Linked DNA regions of Mus musculus: region 1 is linked to region 2. A link is a loop called in an ENCODE intact Hi-C map of the cell type or tissue named here. Cell type or tissue: heart. All regions are shown on one strand. Region 1 holds the start of Rwdd3 (RWD domain containing 3). Region 2 overlaps F3 (coagulation factor III).

Region 1 (5,000 bases), 560 kb after region 2:
TAGAGGTGGATAATATACTCTCACTGTTCACATCCACTTCACATTTAAATATCTAGAATTTCAGTAGCCGCTGACTAGAAGAAATCTTATTACAAGAAAAATGATTATGGTGCCGTAGCTTCAGAGATCTGCCAGGTACCTGCTATTTCCGTTGTGTGAGAAATGCCAAGCAGACATCACGCTGCCTCTGTGATGATTACTTCTAAATGTCAGAGTGCAAGAAATGTATTCGAGGGATTTCAGTGTCTCCGGGTAGTGTCAATTTAGAAGACAATTCACATGAACTTTTTATTTAAGCATGCTAAATGAAGTATGAAAAGCAGGTTAAGGAATCAACGGAGAAAGGAAAGCAAAGAAGAAACCCACTGACCAGAAAATTTTAAGTATGATAATAGATGGCTGTACTTTTACATCAATTCCCATGGACCCCTTACTGACAGTAGGCTCCGGTGATCGCCTCCTAATCCTGCTGACAATGAAATCACGCTGTTCGTGTTATTTCGTTCATATCACACATTGAATTTGAAAAATTAAAACAGGATGAGGGCTATTCAATTATTGTGTGGACCATTTAACAAATATGACAAATAATCAAATTAATATTTTCCATTACTTTTAGCAGTAACATTGGACTTTAAACTGAAAATTGAATAACAGAGTGGTGCTGTAAATCAAAAAGTGTAATCTTTTCCCCAAATCTCTCTAACAGTTAATTATGAACCCACTGAACTTGCTTGAACTGCTATTTTGGAAATAACTCAAAGGAACTATTTTTTTTTTCTTTCTTCTAATACAAATTGGTTACATTATAGATAATCATGTGTTTAAATAAACCTTTATCTTTCTAATTATTTGCACAGCACGGTTCCTAATTGCCTGGGGTCACTGAAATCTCAGGGCATCCCTGGAAAAGCTTTTCTTGTCTATCTCATCAGATTTCCTTTCTCTTCTTGGAAGCCAATTTCTCTTCCTTTTTTCAAATTGCCCTTTTAGCAATAGAAATGATGATTGGGATAGTAACGTGGCCCAGTTAAAATTATTCTGACTTGTAGAAGTCAGTGAAAGGAGTCACTGAAGACCTACTTAAATTCTTTGATGAACTCACAGAATGTTATTTCTGATACAAACCAGTGGCATGAGACCTCCCCGAGTGAGCCAAAGGACTCTTGGGAGCTGCAGAATTAAAAATTTTTATTTTGGGGGCGGGGGGAGTCAAATGCACCTAGACAGAACTACTTACCACAAATTAATTTTGCTTACTAAAGTCGAGGTTGAAACAGATGCATCACTCATTCTGTTATCCTATTGTTACTGCGAGTGTTTTGAAATTTAGGTCAAGATTCAAAGATGGTGATTTCACCATTAAGCTTCAGGGATCAGAGAGGTAATAGACACATTATGTTATATGCATCGAATATCACCTGAACCGAACCAAACCGAACCAAATCAAATCAACTCAAATCAAATCACTGTAAAGCTAGTTTTTGGCTTTGGACCCCATCTCTAAGGAGTCTCATCTCAGTCTTCCCTCTTCTTCATCTTGGACTGGAAAGAGGCCCTGGAATCTAGACCTTGTGTGTAATCCCGAGGCTAGTGACCAACCAGGTCAGTATCCTGGAGGTCATTATCGTTCTCTTTTCTGAAATATCCTGACCACGAGGGTCACTGACCCTCATGAGGACATGGAATTTGTGTTTTGCTCACTGTGGGATCTCAGGACACAAAGTTCAAAAGCCTGACAAGGGCTCGTTCGCCTTGTTTGGCTTTTCTTGTTTGTTTAGGTTTTTTTTACTCTCTCCATTTCCTCCTAGCCTGGTGAAGCACGGTGGGTTCACAGCCTGGTTGTTCTTGTAGGGGACTTTGGGGCTTTACAGGTCTCTCTCTGATCCAGAAAACCACAGAGGCCAAAACTCAGAAGGTTCTGGGCGGACACATGCCACGCCCATAAACACGCCCATCTCCCCGCCCCCCGCCCGGCGCCATCCGCAGCCGACCTGGCTGTGAGGCCGGGGCGCCCCCCAGTGACCGTAGGGGAGCTTTGCTCCGGGAGGCGGCGGAAGTGGCTTTGGGTTCTGGTCGCACGGATATGGTGGAGGAGGTGCGGCAGGAGCTCTCGGCGCTGGCCGCGATCTTCTGCGGGCCCAACGAGTGGGAGATGTTGAGCTGTTCAGGTGAATACCCTGCCTCTCACCCTGCGGCCACTGCGGGGAGTCGGGGACCCGGTGTCTTGTGGCCCTGGACAGGAGTAGGAGGGGACTGGGGGGTGGGGTTGGCCTGCGCTTGCAGTGCCCTCCCCTGAGCTCGCCCTCTCCGCCCCCCTACCCCGTGCTCTCCCGCAACTAGACGGTGCGCAGTGCCCTCCTCGTGAAACCCAGCTCCTCCAAATAGTCGGCATCCACCATAAGCATTTGTGTATCACGTCCCTGACAACAGGACGCTGTAGTTGGTTGTCAGCCACGTGGAAGGCAGTCAGGAAATGCTTGTTAAGGTTTGAACTCTCCAGAGTTAATTGCCTTTGACTTTATTATTAATTTTTTTTGTTGTTTTACTTAAAAATATTTTTATTTTTACGTTTTCCAGGCTGCTGAAAAATGGCAGCCGATTCCAGACTTCTGCTGGACGCAGCATGGAGACCTTCTCTTCTAACCCAGGCAGGGCACCGACCCTCTGAGAGTTTATAGTCTGTAAAGCTATTACTATTGTTGTTATTATTAATTGTTTTAAAAAGCTAAAATTTCATTCTTGTCTTGGCTTCCGTTAAGGAACCCAGACGCTCCACTCACACACTTTTAAATTTTTTTTTGGCGTATGTATGAGTGTTTTGCATGCCTGTATAGACCTGTATGCTGAGTGTGCCTGGGAGGCCTGAATAGGACGTTCAGGGGCTAGGAGTTACCGAGGGTTTGAGAGCCTTGCCTTAAAGGTGCTGAGAACTGAACCCAGGGAATAGTCAGTGCTCTTAACCACTGAGTGCCCCCAATTTCCCCCTTTTGGGAAAATGTGCTGATGCAAATTATTCTCACCCTCGCTGAGCTGTCAAATATGTCATGTACATTTTGAGGTCAGTGAGAGCCATCCCTCTACTGTTACAATGTAACTACGATTGTAATGGCTTTTCTGACCATAAATTGGCTTAGCTCTAGGAAGACAGTGTGAGATGTGCTAGACCTAAGGAAGCTATATCTATGATTAGGAGGGCTTTGGGTTTCCATAAGATAAGTCAGTGACCCCTTTCTCCTATGCCTTCTTGCATGCACACATCTACAGATCTTTGTGGTGATTTGACGTTTCAGGCCATGTGAACTTTCTAGAAAAATGGAGTTGCTCTCTTCTTAAGTGCCTAGACCTGTCTTGTATATTTTTGAAACTTCCTTAAGACCCCTATGAAAGGATTTATTGTAGGGATTTGCCACCCTCTTGTGATTGGGTAGCATCCTGATCGGTTAGCATCTCCTGTCTCCACAATTCTCTCTATTGGTAATTGCTTCTGCCGGAGGCAGCTATTTAAAGGGATCACTCGTGTCTCCGAGTTCTTGTATCGTGACTTACTTGCCAATATCTGGGAGAAACGAACCTGTGATGTCCTATGACATTTTAAAAAAATGGTGGTGGTTTGCATTATGACCAATCAGATACTGTTGATAGGTCAGAGAAACCCCCCAAAAAGAAGTGCTGAGAGAGAGGGGGAGGGGGTTGTCTTAATACTCTGAACACTGCGGCTCTTTATCTGCTCTTAAATTGAGCATGACTTCAAGTCATGCCTCCTAATTAATTTAATTCAGTGTTCTGGCATCAATAAGTAATTGAATTATAAAGGAATTCAGTGTAACAGCTTCGGACATTTTGTTTTCTAGAAGGTTCACTGAAGAGTAGAACAGTTCAGCGATTGAAGCAGGAATGATTGACACACTCGGGAGCTGTGAGTGAGGCAAACACCAAGTGTAGCAGGCTTCGTGGCTTCTACCCTCGCTGCCAGCGGCAGTTCGGGTTTCAGGGTGTCACTCTGTACCCATCATTTCTTCCCTGGCCTCCACCAGATAAGTCTCTCCTGTCTTAAGTGAGATTAGAAGAATATTGCAGAGGGCCTACATTTCTCTGTAAGACAGGAAGACCTGGGTTGACCCCAACGGCCAGCTCTTGAGGCCCTGAGCCGAAAAGTCTTGAATAGATGGGTTCAGTTTAGTGGGGAGTAATTTCTTTTAAGAGTTTTGAGGGAGTTTGCATCCTGGCCACTCATGTTAGAGTAAGTTCAAAGGAAGAGGCGCTGTGTGTAACAGTCTCTTAGGGCTGGAAATAATGTAAACACCATATTCCCAGCTTGGGAAAGCAGTGGAGTAGCCAAATCAGGGATATTCTGTTCTTCTCCATCCCACGAGTCAGTCCAGGTGCCAGGGTTGGTGTGGTCACCTTGATCTTCACGTGGGTTTTAAGGAGAGGCTTGCTTAGCTTAGTTTGCATTGAGGATCACTGATGGTCACATAGATTACATCACCACCAAGCTCCACAGGGTTGGGTTTGGCACTGGGTCCCACTCCTCTGTAGGAAAGGGGCTGGTGCAGGAAACGTTCTTACAGTAAGACAATCCATGATGCTGAGAAAAAAAAAAAACAAAACAGTGGCAATAGTGTGGGTGGGATCCGGCTTATATTCAGAACAATCGAGTTGGTGGTGGGAGGTCCGCATTCCCCTTCAAGCATACACGTGTGTGGTCCCTTCTGAAGGTGTTATCATCCATTTTCCGGGTAGAGACACGGAGAGTATATGGCTGTGCCCAGTGCCTGTTATAAATGGAGTCGCAGTTTAGAAGCTATCTCACAGGATTAAAAGTTGAAAAAGAGAGGACTCGCATAACAGCTTAACTGCATCACACAATAGGCTGGCGATAGCTTCCCAGTGGGTTTTGTGTTTTATTAACACTGTTGTTCAGATTGGACTCTGTCCCCCTGCAAAACTGTTACAGTGACATATTGACGTTGTTTGCCGATGGTCTTGGCTGAACT
Region 2 (5,000 bases):
GTTACTATGGCTGAGATGAAACACCATGACCAAGAGTAACTTGGGGAGGAAAGGGTTTATTGGTTTACATGTCCTGAATCATAGTTCCCTGGAAGAAGTCAGGGGACGTCAAACTAGCTGGACAGGAACCTGGAGGCAGGAGCTGATGCAGAGGTCACGGAGGGATGCTGCTTACTGGCTCGCTCCCCATGGCTTGCTCAGCCTGCTTCCTTATAAAACCTAGGACCACCAGCTCAGGAATATCGCACCCACAATAAGTTGGCCCTGCCCCCCCCCCTATCAACCACTTATTAAGAAATGCTATTCAGGCTTGCCTGTCGGCAGCCTGATCTTATGGAGGCGTTTTCTCAACTGAGGTTCTCTCTTCTCAAGTGATTCCATCTTGTATCAGGTTGACCTAAGATTAGCCAGCAGCAGATGGAATTGTTTCTGTGTTCTGTCACTGGTGTCCTGTCTGCAGTGAATGGATGTTGGTCCATACCCTTCAGGAAAAGCCACACTGCAGTGGGAGATCACTGGTGTGCCTGGAATGATTTCTGCTGTCAAATAGGGAAAAGAGGTGGGGGGGGTGGAAATTAAAAATGAAGTCCTAAAACCCAGCATGTTATGATAGTCCTGTCCTTGGGCGTTGTGCCTTGTCATGAAGATCATGGTCAGAGCAGGGAGGAAGGAGGTGAGTAGTGGAGGCAGGGTGGCAGCCTTGCCTGGCAGGGTCATCATAGTGCCTCAAAGTGGAGTTGGGGAAGTGGCAGTTGCAACTCGTATCTTGTTTAACCCAAAAGCTGGCCAACTTCATTTAGATTGAAGGGGCATGGGAAAAGGAAAGACACTCTAATAATTACACCAGGGTCTTGGCCTCCTGAGCCAAGTTGTCCATTTCTTGAAATGGAAAAGACTGGAGAGAACTGGATTTGAAGGAGGTAGGGAATTAGCTTCTCTTTGGATGGTTTGAATAAAATCCCTGTGAGATGTCAAGTATGTTTTGTAAGTAGTTGGATCTGCAGGACAGCTGTGAACTTTTAAAGAAGTTGGGGCTACAGTGCATATTTGGAAGGCATCATAATTTGTTAGATGTTGCAGGCTTAAAGCATGTACACTAGGTGGCGCTTGGCCATGGGCTTGGACCTAATGCCAGAGTAACTGTTATGGAGGGGGGAGGGGGAGGGGGAGGGGGAGGGAGGGAGAGAGAGAGAGAGAGAGAGAGAGAGAGAGAGAGAGAGAGAGAGAGAGAGAGGAATGGAATGGACTTTTCAGCCTCAAAGTCCACCAGCAGCAACAAACTCCAACAAGGCCACACCCACCATGGCCAATCTTTCCCAAATAATGCCACCAGCTGGGAACCATGCACTTGAACATATGAGCCTATGGGGGCCGTTCTCATTCAAACCACCATAGCTGGCTTCTTTCTTTATGCTTGACTTTCATAATACAATGTTAGTTTGGGTATTTCTTTTTAACTACAAAGGACAGAAGGCTTGATCACAGGGAACAGAAAACCCAGCTCCAGCTTGCTAAAATAATTAGTTGGGTTTCCAGTGGTGGGGGCTTTGGGTGAAGTGTATTCCAGGAGTCTGTCACGTCCCCAACTTGTCTTCTCATTTTGCTCTACAGATCATCTGTGTGCAGCACCCAGTCAGAGCATCCTTTTGTGTGTGATTAAGTGAGGGCTCCTGCTATGTTAAACAAATGTGCATACTGGTCATTTGCGGGAGCCTCTCCTTAAATAGGATTGATCCCACTCTATTAAAGCCAAGATTATAATAAAGAAAAAAAGAAACAGCGAGGCAACAGTTGGGGGAAGAGAATGTGTTAAAGAGTACGTGTTAAATCCAGGAGCTCATAGGAAGGGCATTCAGAAATGAGTTTTCCCTAAGGGAGCAAGATGATTGTTTAAGAGAGAGTTGCTCTGACTCAGAGTTCAAAAAGAGTCTCTTACATATATGCCAAACAGTAATTTAAGATGGAAAATGTATCTGTAGAGAGCTTTCGAGTTCTGTTTAGTAATTAATATAGTATGCTTGATAGGCTCCAGCACAGGGAGGGAGACGTTCAGTTCGGCCCACTAGAGGGCAGCAGTTCGGCTGCAGAACCCGTTGTGTTGATTTAGGAGCAGCTGTCTCATGTCCACAACAAGGAGAGAGGGGGCCTGTGTGCAATGGTTAACGCTGGGAGTGGAACCTTCTGATTCCCGCAGCACCGCTACACCGCATCTATAACGACTTCCTCCTGCTCTACCTTGTTACATCCAGACCTGCTTTCAGTCTGCAGATAATTCAAATTCCTTAGATTATGAAGCTAGGGGATTACATAATGCTATAATTATTCCTGGCAGAGGAAGGCAAGGTCAGTCATGAGCTCCTGTAGCCAACTTTGCCCTTCGTGTGCTACACCGAGCTCTTTGTCCTGGATAAGTCATGTGAGCAGGGACTCAAGATAAGGCGTAAGGCCCCTCTCTGAGGACAAGGACACATGCTTGTCCTTTCTCTTTGGGACTCCACCACACACACTGGTCGCTGTGGTATCAAAAGCTGCACTGGTGCCCGCAGCGGGGCAGATGGAGCGCATTTGTTATTGAGTAAACAAAACCGACCAGTTAAGAGGGCCACTGGCAACTCCCCAGCCTTGCACAGAGGGAGGGAAGCAAGAGCAGGTTTGCCTGGCAGCCAGCTCAGAACACCATCATTCAGTTCAGATCTTCTTTCTGCGCAGTGTAGACTTTTGCTGCCTCTGAAGGACTCGCTCCGTTTCTCCGTTTTAGAAGTCACTGAGTCAACTCAGCATGACCGAGTCCTTGTGCTTAGTTTCCTCACATGAGGTCTAACTTGATCCTTCCAATTTTTATCAACAACAACAACAAAATCAAAGGCAGGTCTCTTTTTCTTTGAGCCTCCTCCAAAATGCAAGTGAGTGACTGGGGAGAACCCTAAGTCTGTACTAGATGGTCTCTCTCAGTAGGCTAGGTTTATCAGGCTTAGTCACGTGACTTGCTTGACTGGTGAACCAAAGTATTCGGTGGAAGTGTTAAGACTATGAATTCGAATGAGTCTAAGGGTCAAAGGGCAGGGATTACGAGGGAGGGACTGCAGGGAGGAAAGGGAAGGGGGGAAGTGATGTAATTATAATCAAAAAGTCATTTTTAAAAAGTGGCTTAAACATGGAAGGTGTAGCCGGGCGTGGTGGCACACGCCTTTAATCCCAGCACTGGAGAGGCAGAGGCAGGCGGACTTCTGAGTTCGAGGCCAGCCTGGTCTACAGAGAGAGTTCTAGGACAGCCAGGGCTATACAGAGAGAAACCCTGTCTCGAAAAACTAAAAAAAAAGGAAGGTGTAGCAGCCTGTTTTGCTGTTTTGTTTTGTTTGCCTTGGTATGGTTGTGCTTTGGGGGGGGGGGGGTGTACGCATGTATGTGTGTGTGTGTGTGTGTGTGTGTGTGTGTGTGTGTGCGCGCGTGCATGTGTGTGTGTGTGTGTTCACCTTTGCTCTGATCCAATAGAGACCCCTGCTTTGTTTCGGGCCTTGTAATGAGAAGACACCATTAGGAGCTACCACCTACCAACACTCACAAACACGTAGTCTAAGCGAAAAGTATATATTGTTGTAAGCCACTAAGACTGATAAGGTCAATTGTTACAGCAACGGAGTCACCTAATGTGAAAACCAAGAAGTAAATAATAAGTGGAAGATATAAATGCGATTGTCTCAATTCCCAATCACCTTTATTTATATAAAAGTATATTAAATAAATTATCTCAAAATATACAAATAGAAGCTATATAAATAGAAAATCCCATATACAAAACCTTTAAATTTTATGTAAATATATACAATGTTAACCATAAACATTTCTAAGTACCTTAAATCATAAAACTATATGTAGTTTCTTTGTATAGTAGTCGTATAAAAATAGAGTTGGCTGTCAAATGTTTAAACCCCATCATTGTCAGTTAAAGTGCTAAATTGTAGGAAAGTACAAATCACAAAGATGCCCCAAGCAGAAATATCCTGCATTTAACATGTTTATATGAAAGTTTGCCACTTGCTTTGAACTTCCAAAAGTACCTATTCGAGGGAAAAAACACCCAAATACCGCTTTATAAAAGTACGACTGTTAGAAAAGTCCGCCCAGTTCCCACTTTACTGTTCTACAGCCTATGAAATCAACTTCTCAAAGATTTTCCAAAAGCCCACCCAGGTTATATGAAAGGCATCTGTCCACTGGCTTTGCCTGGGTGACCTAGTGTCTTCCTGAGTGTAGACCATACAATCTAAAGCATTTGTGCAAAAGGCGCTGTAGTGTTAACCAGTTTGTACCGTTTCAGTTCGTCCTAACGTGACAAATGCTAGTGTTGGAATCAAAGCGTTAGCTGGAGTAACAGGCCATGAAGGCAGCCTCTCTGAGCTAGGATCGGCAGGCTCCACGCTCCATGTTGCACAGTTCCCATCAGAGCTCTCCGCAACAGTGCCGTGCAGGCAGTGTGAGCGTTAGCGGCTTCAGCCTTTCCTCTATGCCAAGCGCGACGGGGTGTTCTTCCCTTTCTGTCCCGCTCGGTTCTTTCTGCGCTTGCACAGAGATATGGACAGGAGGATGATAAAGATGGTGGCCAGGAGCACCACTGCTCCCACAATGATGAGTGTTTCTGAAAAGCAAAAACAGACAAACAAACAAACAAAAAAATAAATCAAAGATGTAAAGTCAACATGGAGGCTCGAACGCCACTTGCCGGTGGGCGTGACCCCAAATCATACCGTCCCGCCTTTTTGAAACCCGACATTTATTTCTTCCACTCTTTCTCTCATTCTTTGATTAAGAATTTATCTGACCTCATACGCTTGAGAGAAACTGACAGTGGCTACAGCATTAAATGAGCTACCCAAGGTTCCTGGACTAGAAAGGAGCCACGGGAGATGGATGGAAGAACACATGTTGGAAATGTAGTCCAAAAAACGACCCTGAGTTTGGTGGCAGAGATTATAACAGAAGATAAATGGGAAAGACAGAGA

What was found. Peaks named below come from ENCODE experiments on the same cell type or tissue, not always from the same donor. Only the 100,000 strongest peaks of a DNase experiment are listed, where the experiment ranks them.
Region 1: a loop joins it to region 2, with 3.0 times the contacts of the local background. A loop is called at or near these places in 8 of 42 quality-filtered maps.

Annotation. Positions count from the first base shown.
Region 1 is chr3:121,168,763-121,173,762 of GRCm38, reverse strand. Rwdd3 (RWD domain containing 3) reads left to right here and starts at 2,068. Exons shown (of 5, transcript NM_028456.3): 1 at 2,068-2,171. The coding sequence starts at 2,087. In heart, a CTCF peak has its summit at 2,032 (motif pointing left); a DNase peak (open chromatin) is centred at 2,042; H3K4me3 peaks cover 1,206 bases; H3K27ac peaks cover 1,010 bases.
Region 2 is chr3:121,733,742-121,738,741 of GRCm38, reverse strand. It overlaps F3 (coagulation factor III), which reads right to left. Exons shown (of 6, transcript NM_010171.3): 6 at 3,690-4,636. The coding sequence ends at 4,503. Among named protein-coding and RNA genes, the nearest start is that of F3, 13 kb to the right of the region's middle. In heart, CTCF peaks have their summits at 1,063 (motif pointing right) and 2,062 (motif pointing right); DNase peaks (open chromatin) are centred at 2,121 and 2,461; H3K4me3 peaks cover 696 bases; H3K27ac peaks cover 2,188 bases.